Regions from separate parts of the Homo sapiens genome. Here region 2 is linked to region 1. Evidence: read pairs that join two places in POLR2A ChIA-PET (ENCODE). Cell type or tissue: Panc1. All regions are shown on one strand. Links, peaks and the distances in the headings refer to the core of each region. The heading gives the core; the rest is flanking DNA.

What was found. Peaks named below come from ENCODE experiments on the same cell type or tissue, not always from the same donor. Only the 100,000 strongest peaks of a DNase experiment are listed, where the experiment ranks them.
Region 2: POLR2A ChIA-PET joins it to region 1 with 5 read pairs; 2 of 35 experiments call an interaction of 5 or more read pairs at or near these places.

Annotation. Positions count from the first base shown.
Region 1 is chr6:108,080,315-108,086,175 of GRCh38, reverse strand. No RefSeq gene overlaps it. Among named protein-coding and RNA genes, the nearest start is that of OSTM1, 8.5 kb to the right of the region's middle. RefSeq lists an enhancer at 5,680-5,861. In Panc1, for the core only: no CTCF peak of the experiment used is centred there; no DNase peak of the experiment used is centred there; H3K27ac peaks cover 2,201 bases.
Region 2 is chr6:108,168,164-108,174,024 of GRCh38, reverse strand. It overlaps NR2E1 (nuclear receptor subfamily 2 group E member 1), which reads right to left. Exons shown (of 9, transcript NM_003269.5): 2 at 2,422-2,567. Among named protein-coding and RNA genes, the nearest start is that of NR2E1, 5.1 kb to the right of the region's middle. RefSeq lists enhancers at 3,555-4,454, 4,455-5,356. In Panc1, for the core only: no CTCF peak of the experiment used is centred there; no DNase peak of the experiment used is centred there.

The DNA.
Region 1 (5,861 bases), core at 504-5,503:
AAGTAAAAATATTGGTTCTTGGGATGGTGATGCATACCTGTAGTCCCAGCTACTTGGGAGGCTGAGGCAGGAGGATCACGTGAGCACAGGAGTTTTTTGTTTGTTTGTTTGTTTGTTTGAGATGGAGTCTCGCTCTGTCACCCAGGCTGGAGTGCAGTGGCGCGATCTCGGCTCACTGCAAGCTCCGCCTCCCAGGTTCACACCATTCTCCTGCCTCAGCCTCCTGATTAGCTGGGACTACAGACGCTTGCCACCATGCCTGGCTAATTTTTTGTATTTTTTAGTAGAGATAGGGTTTCACCATGTTAGCCAGGATGGTCTCGATCTCCTGACTTCGTGATCCGCCTGCCTTGGCCTCCCAAAGTGCTGGGATTACAGGCGTGAGCCACTGCGCCTGGCCGAGCACAGGAGTTTAAGTTCAGCCTGGGCAACATAGCAAGACCCCATCTCTTCAAAAATATATTGGAAGCGGGAAAGCAGGTGGACTAATAAAAACTGACTTAGCAAAACCTAAGCAGAAAAGCTAATTTGTATGCCTGTAGTAGGAAAAAAAGGCAACTGAATTATATTATAGAACCCTCAAAGAGCCCAAGAAGTGGAAAGACATCAGGTACCTCTGAAAATGTAGATAAAAGAAGAACCAAAACAAGATGATTGAAAGGCTATTTACAATACCCTCCCTACTATTCTATGTCCCATCCCAACTCCAGCAGAATACCACTAAATTCCTGATATCTGGAGAAAGTGAAGCAAGGGGAGTCTGGACCAAGAGACATAAGCATATTTGAGGGCAGGGACATTTTGCTAAAACAGGGAGATTAAGTAAAAGTTCATTCACTGAAGTTGAGTTGCCAGCTTTTTTCCACTGCCAGGATCAGGGATTACTGGCAGCAAGGTAGCATGCTGGCAGAATCTTCTGTGAAGAGGATAATCTGCCCAAGAGAAACGATTTAAAATACTGATGTTTTCAATGCTTTGTTTTGGGTGACCATCCTGTGCATTTTAAGATGTTTTGCAGTGTTCTTTGTCTCTATTCATTAGATGCTAGTAGCATACCCTTCTCCCAGTTTTGACAACCAAAAATGTTTCCACACATTGCTAAATATACCACAAGGGTGGGGAGCAAAACTGTCCCCATTGAGAACCATTGGCCTATACTGAAACTCATAGTCTAAAAGAACTATCCATGAACACAGAGTTTCCATTCAGCTTTGTAGTGCCTCTCTCTTAAATGTAAGCAGAAAGCCAAGGTTCACTAGACACTTAAAAGTATAGATAAAAACAAACAGGAATAAAAGTAACTTGGCCGGCTGTGGTGGCTCACGTCCGTAATCCCAGCACTTTGGGAGGCTGAGGTGGGCGGATCACCTGAGGTCAGGAGTTCGAGACCAACCTGACCAATATGATGAAACCCTGTCTCTACTAAAAATACAAAAATTAGCTGGGTGTGGTGGCGGCCGCCTGTAGTACCAGCTATTTGGGAGGCTGAGACAGGAAAATTGCTTGAACCCGGGAGGTGGAGGTTTCAGTGAGCCAAGATCGTGCCTCTGCACTCCAGCCTGGGTGACAGATCGAGACTCTATTTCAAAAAATAAAATAAAATAAATAAATAAAAGTAACTTGGAGGAAACGGGCTAGGAGGAAGAAAAAAACTTTAAAAGGACGTAACATCTACATAATCCTAGCATTTTGGGAGGCCAAGGAGGGCGGATCACCTGAGGTCAGGAGTTTGAGGCCAGCCTGACCAACATGGCAAAACCCTGTCTCTATTAAAAATACAAAAATTAGCTGGGCATGGTGGTGTGTGCCTGTAATCCCAGGTACTCAGGAAGCTGAGGCAGGAGAATCACTTGAACCTGGGAGGCAGAGTTTGCAGTGAGCCAAGATCGTGTCACTGCACTCCAGCCTGGGCAACAGAGCGAGACTCCGTCTCAAAAAAAAAAAAAAAAAAAGAAATTTTGGGAATTAAAAGTATAGCAGAAATGAAAAAACTCAGTAGAAGCATTGAAGAACAAAGTTAATGAAATTTCTAGGAAGTACAATAAAAATATACAAAGAGATGAAAAAATAGGAGAACATTAGAAGTTGAGAAAATTTAAGTAACCATCTAGGAGGACTGCATTAGGATCAGCTTAAGTTGCTGTAACAGAGACTCCAAAATATAGTGGCATTAATAGGACAGAAGTTCATTCCTCTGTGGCCTAGAGTAGGTAGATGACTCTGCTTTATGACCAGCTGGCTCCGTCATGCTAAACATGTTGCATCCATATCCATCTCTGTACCCAGGCCTGATGTTTCAGTTATTAACATTTTCTGTCCAGGCGCAGTGGCTCACACCTGTAATCCCAGCACTTTGGGAGGCTGAGGCGGGTGGATCACCTGAGGTCAGGAGTTTGAGACCAGTTTGGCAAACATGGCCAAACCCTGTCTCTACTGAAAATATAAAAATTAGCCAGGAACAGTGGTACGCGCCTATAATCCCAGCTACTCGGGAGGCTGAGGCAGAAGAATTGCTTGAACCCAGGGGTCAGAGGTTGTAGTGAGCTGAGATTGCACCACTACACTCCAGCCTGGGTGACAGAGCAAGACTGTATCTCAAAAACAAAACAAAACAAAAAACATTTCCTAACAGGAAGAGGGCGGATACAATTCATGACTTAAAGATATGACTAGTAAGATATACGCACTTCAGTTCACACTTAGCTGCAAGGGAGGTTGGAGCATGTAGTCCTGCCATGTTCAGCTAAATCTCAGGAGTTGTATCATTAAAAGGAAGGAGAGAATGGATGTTGGAGGAAGTTGAGCAATCTCCACTATAAGGTTTAACATCTGGCTGGGCCTGGTGGCTCACACCTATAATTCCAGAGCTTTGGAAGGCAGAGGTAGGAGGATTGCTTGAGGCCAGGAATTCGAGACTGGCCTGGGCAACACAGTCAGACCCCATCTCTACAAAAAATAAACACAAAAATTTTAGCTGGGCATGGTGGCATGTGTCCGTAGTTCCAGCTACTTAGACGGCCGAGGATCCCTTAAGCTCAGGAGTTCATGGCTACTGTGAGCTATGATTTTGCCACTGCACTCCAGCCTGGGCAACAGAATGAGACCCTGTCTCCAAAAAAAAGAAAAAAGATTTAACATCCAAATAAAAAAACGTTCCAAAAGAGTGAACCAGAGAAAATAGCAGAGAGGAAATCAGCAAAGAACTATATATTTGGATGACTAGGTTTTGCTGTGGTGGTAATAAACCTCTTCCAAGGGAGACAACCCAAAAGTCTGACCATGTCATAGTATAAAGCTCAGTCTAGAATCTCAAAGTCTGGAATCAGGATAACCTCAGAAACCAGCAAAGGTGTATTTGGGTGACTAGGTTTTACTGTGGTAATAAACCTCTTCCAAGGGAGACAACCCAAAACTCCAATCACGTCATAGTATAAAGTTCAAAGTCTAGAATCTTTGGGTAGTGTGTGGGATAGTTTCTACAACAGGTTCAAATGTGGCTCCTTCAGATCCAGAGACCTATGTGCTGAAAGGCTAAGCTCTCTCTCCTCATATACCAATGCACAGTGATGGAACAGGATCAGGATAACCTAGGAAATGGGGACTGGAGACACACAGCAGACATTAGCCCACTGCAAAATGTAACAAAACAGTGGTTTCCAAACTATTTTTTCCCCTAGGGGAAACTTGAAAATAATCTTCTGTGGAATTCCAATCATGAAAGCAGGTCAAGGTGGGCTGCTCTGCTTGGGGACTGGAATGCTCACTGAGCTCCTCTTACCCTCAAACTAGGGGCTGCTCCTGAGGAAGCTCCACAAAATCTATAGAGGCCATGAAGCATAGCAAAAGTGAGGTCATCAAGAGATAGTCAGCTTTTGTTCCATCAAAGAGGGTAAAGGGACGGTTTAGAGAAGATATTGAAGAAAAGAGATTACAGATGATAGATCATGAGTTACAAAGGACCCAGTGGAACGGTTTGGGAAGGTGGGAAGGCATTGGAAACTGGGTCAGGTGGGATGTGTAAGGTGATATGGTGCACTCTCCTTTCATCATACTGGCCTAGGCAATGTCCCAACAATTTTAAGCCCAACCATTATGCTGCTCTACACTGTCACCTGAACAACTAAACATTGCTGACGAGAACACTTAATTAGGTCTATTGATTATACCTTAAAACTGTGCCCACGGATCTCAAATAGGCATTCAATATTGCCTGGCAATGGTATTACATATACCTAATACATTTATTTTTTCGTAAGTTTATTTTTTCCAGAATAATTATTTCATACCTTCTTTTCGAGCCTCAAACTGCTTATATTCTACCCCTCTCTAAAGGAAATCATATTTCAATAAATATTTATTGAGCATCTATTTCATGCCATTGTTCTAAGCACTGAGAGAGCAGTGGACAACACAGTCTTTGCTCTCAAGGAACTTAAATTCCAGTGCGGGGAGACAGAAATAAACAAGTGTATAGGATTCCGTATGGTGCTAAGTGCTATGGAAAAAAAATAAAGCAGGTTGGGGAAAAGAGAATGCTGATAAAAGCAGCAGATCCCAGATTCTTCTAGGGCATAACAAGAGCTTTGCTTTAACTTTGGGTGATATCTGTAGCCACTGGTGGGGTCAAAACAAAAAAACTGACATAACCCAACTTAGGTTTTGAAAGGATCACTTTGTCTGCTGTAGTTAGAATAAACCATCCATGAGAGAGAAAGAGTATCAATAGGGAGACTGTTTTATTGGCCTTGGTTCCTGGGCCTTTTCTGGTCATCTTCGACTACCTTCTTGGCCTAAATTCTTGCTTCCCCACTATTCCACGTTTTAATGGGAAAAATTGTCAAAGTATAATTTTCAAAAAGTTAAAAATGTGACTCATACAAATATAGAATGAAAATGTGTCGAATGTTTATTAACTCATTAATATTAACTCAATGTCTCTCAAACCAGGTATAGGCACTGAAAAAGTAATGTTAGAATTAGGTTGCTGGACAGCATAGAGGATCATGGTGGACGGGAGGCGGGACTAGATTGCAACTACCACGCAGACAGACAGAGCAGTATGTGGAGACTCGCACTGTAACCTTTTGCTCCAGAACTACTGCAGGAATAAACCAGGAAAGCTGAGAAAACCCACAGACTCTCTGAAGAAAGCGGATGACTCCTGTAGGACACTGGAGACAACCCAAATACTGTGAATGCCCAAGCTGTGGTAGTGGGAAAAGAGAACTGTCCACCCCTGAACACATACCCTCACTGGGGAACCTGAAGGTCTGGATCACAGGAGAATATTCTGACCTTACCTGGAGCTGAGTCAATTTAGAGAGCAGAGCAAAATACAGGGGTAAAGGAAGCAGCAGGAAAAGCCCTGTGGGCTCTCTGGGTCCCCTGGGTACCCATTTCTGCCTTGTCTCACAGGGGTCCTTGAGGAGGGCTGCCAGAGAAAAGACCACAGGGAGAAGGAAACCTCTAGCTGAACTTTGTAACAATTCCAACTGAATGTGAAGTCTCCTGGCCAGAACCCGGTGGAGGTCATGAATCTGGAATGCAGACTTCACAGGCTGAAAGGAACAAAAACCCAGCTGGCTTTCACAGTGGGAGGCTGGTAGCCTGGGGCAAGCTCTCAGCCCTGCTCTCCCACTGCCTGGAAATTCACTTGGTGCTGTTGGGGGGGTGCACAGTGGGAGTGAGACCAGCCTTTTGGGTTGCTTGGGAGGTGGGTAAGGCCTGTGACTGCCAGCTTTCTCCCACTTCCTTGACTAACTGCATGACACAGCAGAGGCAGCCTTAATCCTACTGGGAACATAACTCCATTGACCTGGGAACCACATCCCCATTCCCCACAGAAGCCGCAGCAAGACCCA
Region 2 (5,861 bases), core at 243-5,242, 88 kb before region 1:
TGTCAGACTAAATGATAATATGGGCTCAGACTGTTAGCATAGTAACTGAAAAAATAAAGGTAGTCACTTCTTTAGAAATATTTATCTGAGATGCATGAGAAATTAGATGTTTACCTAATGCAATTTTCTGTAAAAACATTAGCCATTGAAAGAGGAAATCTACAGATAAAGTTTCCTTTGGAATTTATTCAGTGTTAGATGTCATTACCGAGGGGACATATGCATAGATACATAAAGAGTCATGTGCATGAGTTTTATACACAGAAAATATTTAAGACATTGTGTGCTCTCCTATATTTATAGAAGTTGCTACTGTTAGATTTGTAGTGAGAAGAAAGATAATAAATGTATTTTTATTTTGCTTCATAATCTCAAAAATTCATATACTCTGGAGTTGGAGTAAGTATGTTTTTCTTCCCCCTGAAGCCCTTTAGGGGAAAATTACACATTCGAATGCAGTTTTATGAGTTCACACTTCTCCAATTTAAATTATGATGATTTATTTAAAATAAAGGTGGGACAGATGTTCATATCCATTTCTAAATGTCCTCATTACTGTTAATAATAAATTGGAATATAATTTAATCCTAGAATAAGAGAGAAAGGAGATAATTTTTGGGTCCAAAGTGAATTATTTAGGGCATCTTTGCTGGCCAATGTAATAGTTCATTGTAAACAGGTTTTTTAAAACTTGTTATTAAATGTAATTATATATCTATCCTCAGATGGTATCTTTCCAGTATTCTTATAAGTATGCAAATGCAAAATGGAAACCTTCATAAGTTCTTAAGTGTGTCTTCAAATCAGATCAAATGTATATAAATATCTAGCGCCAGAGAGAAGGATAAACGCCTCAGCTCTGATCATTTACTCTCCTTGCAAGAAGAACACCAGGCCTGATGAGTCTATTATCAGTCCTTTACAAGCACTTGGACTGATATCAATATGCTTGAATTGATAGCCATCCCCTTCTAAAAGATCAAGCACAACATCAGAGATCTTGATTTTCCAATTCTGTTCACTGCATAAAAGCAAAAGACAATCTAAGTAGAAGTTGGTTCAAATCTGACAACCCGCAGTAATCGCACAATCCTGTGGAGTTATTGGGATACAGTCCTATGCGTGTAAAATGTGATGTGTCCATATGGTGAAGCTAGAAACTGATACAGTAGCCAATTAAACAGGTAACAGGGCTAGAGAGCTCAAAATTTATCTCAATGCAAATATCTTCTGTTTTTGTGGTTAATCCAAAACTATTAGAAAACAATATGAGCAGACATGACTTCAGAAAAAGATGTCAGAACAATTCACTAGCAGCAGACAATATATGCATGTGTATACATGTACCCTATATATATCAATTAGTGAAAAGTGTTTTACTATTTTGTTACCAAAGGATGACTGCTGACTAATGCACCCTCAGGGATCTTTCCACAAGTGAAATGGAGGACTCTGTACTGAGGGTCTGAGTCGCTGATAAGGAGAGGGCAAAGTGTAGGACCAGAAGGTTGATCTCCTTAGTTAAAATCAGCCTATTATTGAGCTGGAAACTGAGTCAAGAGGTTCTGCTCACTCTTTCTAGAAGCTTTGGCTCATATTCAGCCCATGCCAGATTCCTCTGTCTCTTTGAGACAGTTCTGCCTACTCAAGACCAAAACAACCGACTGGGCCCAAATTCTAAGCAGAGAAGGAGGACAGGGATATGGAAGCTTGAGGAGGGTCCCAGTTGCACCTTCCTTTTGAATCTTCTCTTCTTCCTCACCCTGCCCTTTTCTGACAAGGCATAGCTAAGGTCACATGGGTGCTGGATTCCCACTGCCCACTTCCAGAGCAGCCCTGCTTCTCCAGAGTTGAAAATGCACAACCCTTCAGAAAGCACGGCCTCTCTTCCAAGTGGCTAGCACTCACTTGGTGGTCTCAGCTAAAGGTGGTGGTGACCTTGACTCAGATGTCTGTGTGCCGCTTACTTCTGCATCCCAGGCAAGTGATCAGGGGACTGAGCTTGATGCTGCTAGGAGTGAGTGTGGGGTGGGCAGGCACAATAACAAAGCTCTTTCTCCTGCTTGCTACTTGTGGTTTAGATGCTAAATTCTTTAGGTCCCTTGGGCCGGCTTTAGAGCCACAGGGTGTGGGCCTTACCCAGTGTCAAAATCTTTCAGAATAATAATAATTTAAAAAAGTGTAGGGAGGCTCTAGGACTTCAGACTCCCTCCTGTAAACTCATATCTTCCCTTACCTCTTCCCGCCTTTCCCCAGCCAAAGGGCCTCCAAGAGTTGAGGCAAGAAGGAGGGGAGAGGAAGGGAGAGGTCAGGGCCGGGTCTCTCCTCAACTGCGTGGAAACTCAGAGGAGGCCTTGGCACAAACAAAAGAGTGAGGAGGCAGCAGAGCGGAGCCCAGCAGTGCAGCCCTGGCTAAGGTACCTGGTTTCCAGATTTGCAGACATAGGTCCTATTCCTTCGGATGCTCCGTTTGAAAAAACCTGAGCAGCCGTCGCAGGCGTAGACCCCGTAGTGCTTCCCCGAGCTGCGGTCGCCACACACTTTGCAGGGGATATCTAAAATGCGGCCTGAAATCGCAGGAAAGACGGGGAAGGGGGGAAGGGGCGAGAGGGAAAGGAGGGCGGAGAAGAGGGAGAAAAGGGGAGAGGGAGAGAGAGATGCTAAGCAATCTGACCTCTGAAGGGATTAGCACCGAAGCTGCGGTAAAAGCAAATAATGAAGTGATTTTATACCCAAACTTTTTTTCCTTGAGCAAGTGTCAGTTTCCTACAATGAGCATTATTCATGCACCGCTACATGTATTTGGTTCTCTTCTAATCGCCGAGACCCATTTTGGAATAAAAGATGACAGCAGGCCCGGGCGGCAGTGCGGCCCTCCACTGCCTTTCTGCTCCGCGGAAAGTTTGGCCGCCTCCCTCCTTCGCTTTTGCATTTAACAGAGAAAGTTGTTAGTGAGCGCGCGAGGAGACAAACTTGAAATGTAAAAGGGAAAAGAAGAAAAACAAACACGGCTGGAACCAGGGATGGCAGCTGGAAGGCAATCGAGTTTTCTCTGAGCTCCGCCGGGCGGTGTTATTATTAGGATTATTATTGTAATGCTAATACTTGGATTATTAATGATAATAAGGGTAGTGGTAATTGGCCAACTTTCGCTTTACCTATTTAAAAAATGCTTGGTGAGTCGCTTTAGAGAAATTATTTCTTTTAGGAAAAAATTATTTTCTCCGCAAAGTGGTTCGGGACTAGGCAAGGGAGAGGGGAGCGACGCAAGTTGTCGGTTCCCTGTCGGGTTAGCTTGGGACAGGCTCCCTCCATTTCCTAAGCCCTTTCTCCCTAGAAGACTGGCCTCCACACACTTGGTCCTGTGTGGATCTCTTCCTCCCGGTTTTTTCCAGTGCTCTTTGAGCCTGATTTTTTTTTAAATTAAGAATCTGACTGATTTCTCTAGGCTGTATCCCCCCACCCCCCATGGACCCCACCTCAAGAGAACTTTCCCTGGAATCCCCTCAAGCCTGGGGTGGCCACCGACCCTGGAGGAGTGTCAGGGAGAGGGTAATATTTGGCCGTTTAGAAAGGGAGGGATTCTTTTCCTCTAAGGTTCAAGAGTCCAACAAGTGCCTGAAGCGGTTTATAGGGACTTAGAAATGCTTCCTCCCGCAAAACAAAGGGAGTATTAAACTGTTAACTTAATTAACACTTTAATTTTAAAAATAACAATAGTTGATAACAATTGACTTATTAACACTTGCTTTTCTCTTCTTCTACCTATCCGAAGGCCTCCAGTTTGGGCCCCAGCGGCCTCAGGCCTCCCTGAAATTCGACAGCTGCTGCCGAAAGCGCTTGGGTTGGGGACTACGATGGGATTGAGGTGGGAAGGGGCGGCAGTGGAACGTCTGGGCGAGGGGAGTAGGGGAGGTGAGGGCGTGGCGCGGGGAGGGCCTCGAGGCACCGCAGGTGTAAACTTGCTCCTGGAACCCGAGGCGTCCGGGCGAGCTTGCACCGTGGGTCCCAGACTCGTCTCAGGTGGAGGGGGTGGGGGAAGGAGAGCGCGGGGGACCGTGCTTGGGGGTGAGGGGGTGTTCGGTAACGACCAGGCTCGGCCGGGTAATTACAACCCCGCGGCAGCACCTGCCTATAGAGCCACCAGTGACCCGTCAAAAAGAGTAGCATGGGAATTCGGACGGCGACAAAGGCGGGCAGGGGAGGCGCGCGGCGCGGCGGCCACCGGCTCGGCGCCCCCCTCCCACAGGGCGGGAGGGGAGATTGTGCTGTGGGAGGGAGGGGCTGGAGAGGGCCAGGCAAGGGCACAGCGGGTCTTGTCCTCCACTCCTTCGGGCCTGTCACTGCGCCCAAGGGAGTTCCTGGTCGCTCAGGAACCGGGTCTGGAGCTCCGCTGCACTGCACTCACTCTGGAAGCGGTAAACTTGGTTTCCATATCTTACAACCATCCTCTGCTTAACACGCGCCCTCTGACCGCTCCAGGGTCCACGTTTGGGGCCCAGCAGTACTGTCACCCCAGCTGTCCTCTTCCCTGTGGCACTGTTGAAGATGCCAAGATGAGTGAGTGGGAGGAGCAGTGGTGGGGTCTCTTTTTCCCCACTTCCCATCCGGACAGGAGGCCCATGACAACATCTCTGGAGAACCCGATGAGGGTGGAGGGAAGACCAGTGCAGGGTGGGGGCCCCTCCTCGGATTCCCCCGCCCGAGCTTCCGGACTGTTGCCCTCTAGGCCACCACCAGTGCGAGTCCTGCCTCTGAGCAGACCTCTGAGCCGCGGCTCCCGGGGCAGATTAGAAACAGGCAACCGGGCTGGGGCGGGGCCCAGGAGGGAGGGACGCGAAAATTCCGGGGCATAGCGGGCCTGTGCCTCAGACTCCGCCACCCAGCCACGTTAAGGTGACTTGGGGTCACGAGACAAGCTGGTTGACCCCGTTGCAAAGCTCCTCTCATTTAGCAAGCCGAGCGAGCTCCGACGTGAGGCGAGCCGGAGTTTCCTGAAGCTGGAAAACCGTTCTTAACTTCCCTCGCCAGGGGGTCCCCTCGGGGCTTTTTGTGTGTCATAATTGCCTAAAGATATATGGCAGCTTCGATTACTGTAATTACCATCAGAGGCTGTTGAAAGAAGTTAGTCTGGGCTGCAGGGGTGACTGGCCAGGGTCTCGTTACCACCCAGGCGGGGCTCCGGGTGACATCGCTCTGCTCTCCAGCCGCGAGAAGCCGGGCAAGGCGGGGGCTGCAGCTCTGTCTGCTCGACCCAGTCCTGACCCGGCCCGCTGCGCGCCGACCTCCTAGCTGCCCCGGGCCCGAGGGACGCAAGTCTCGGGTTGGCTGCCGCCACCGGTCTGGAAAGGGCCTAAATGCAGCGGCGCCACCGGCGGGGGCCGCTGTCCTGCGGGCCTGAGAAAGCTCAGCAGCCGCGTCCCGACCTGAGCCGGGGCTGGAGGCTTCCAAGGCCTCACTCAGGCTCTTGGCAAGTTAGAACGGCCAAAGTTTCCGCAAGGAGCCCGCTGTGGTTTTTCCCCCAAAGTCCGGAGGGTTGGCCTGCCTCCTAGTCCACAGCGGGGGCGCAGCCGCAGGCGGGCAGAGCTCCCCGCTCACCCCTCCCTCGCCTCTGAGGCCTCACCTTTCAAGGGCCCCAGGGGCTCCACACCCCGAAAAGGACGAAAGAGCCCGGGGCTCCTTACTTCCAGGGGTGTAGGCGAGGGCCTGTCCCGGGGCGAGCGAGCTAGGAGGCCTGCCGAGACCCACGGGCTTCAGTTTTTGCAACGGAGGCTCAGAATGCAACAGAAACGGCCTCCTGAGCCTCCTGGGAAGGACACTCACGCCCGGGAATGCGGGCAACAAAAATCGAGGTCGCTTTA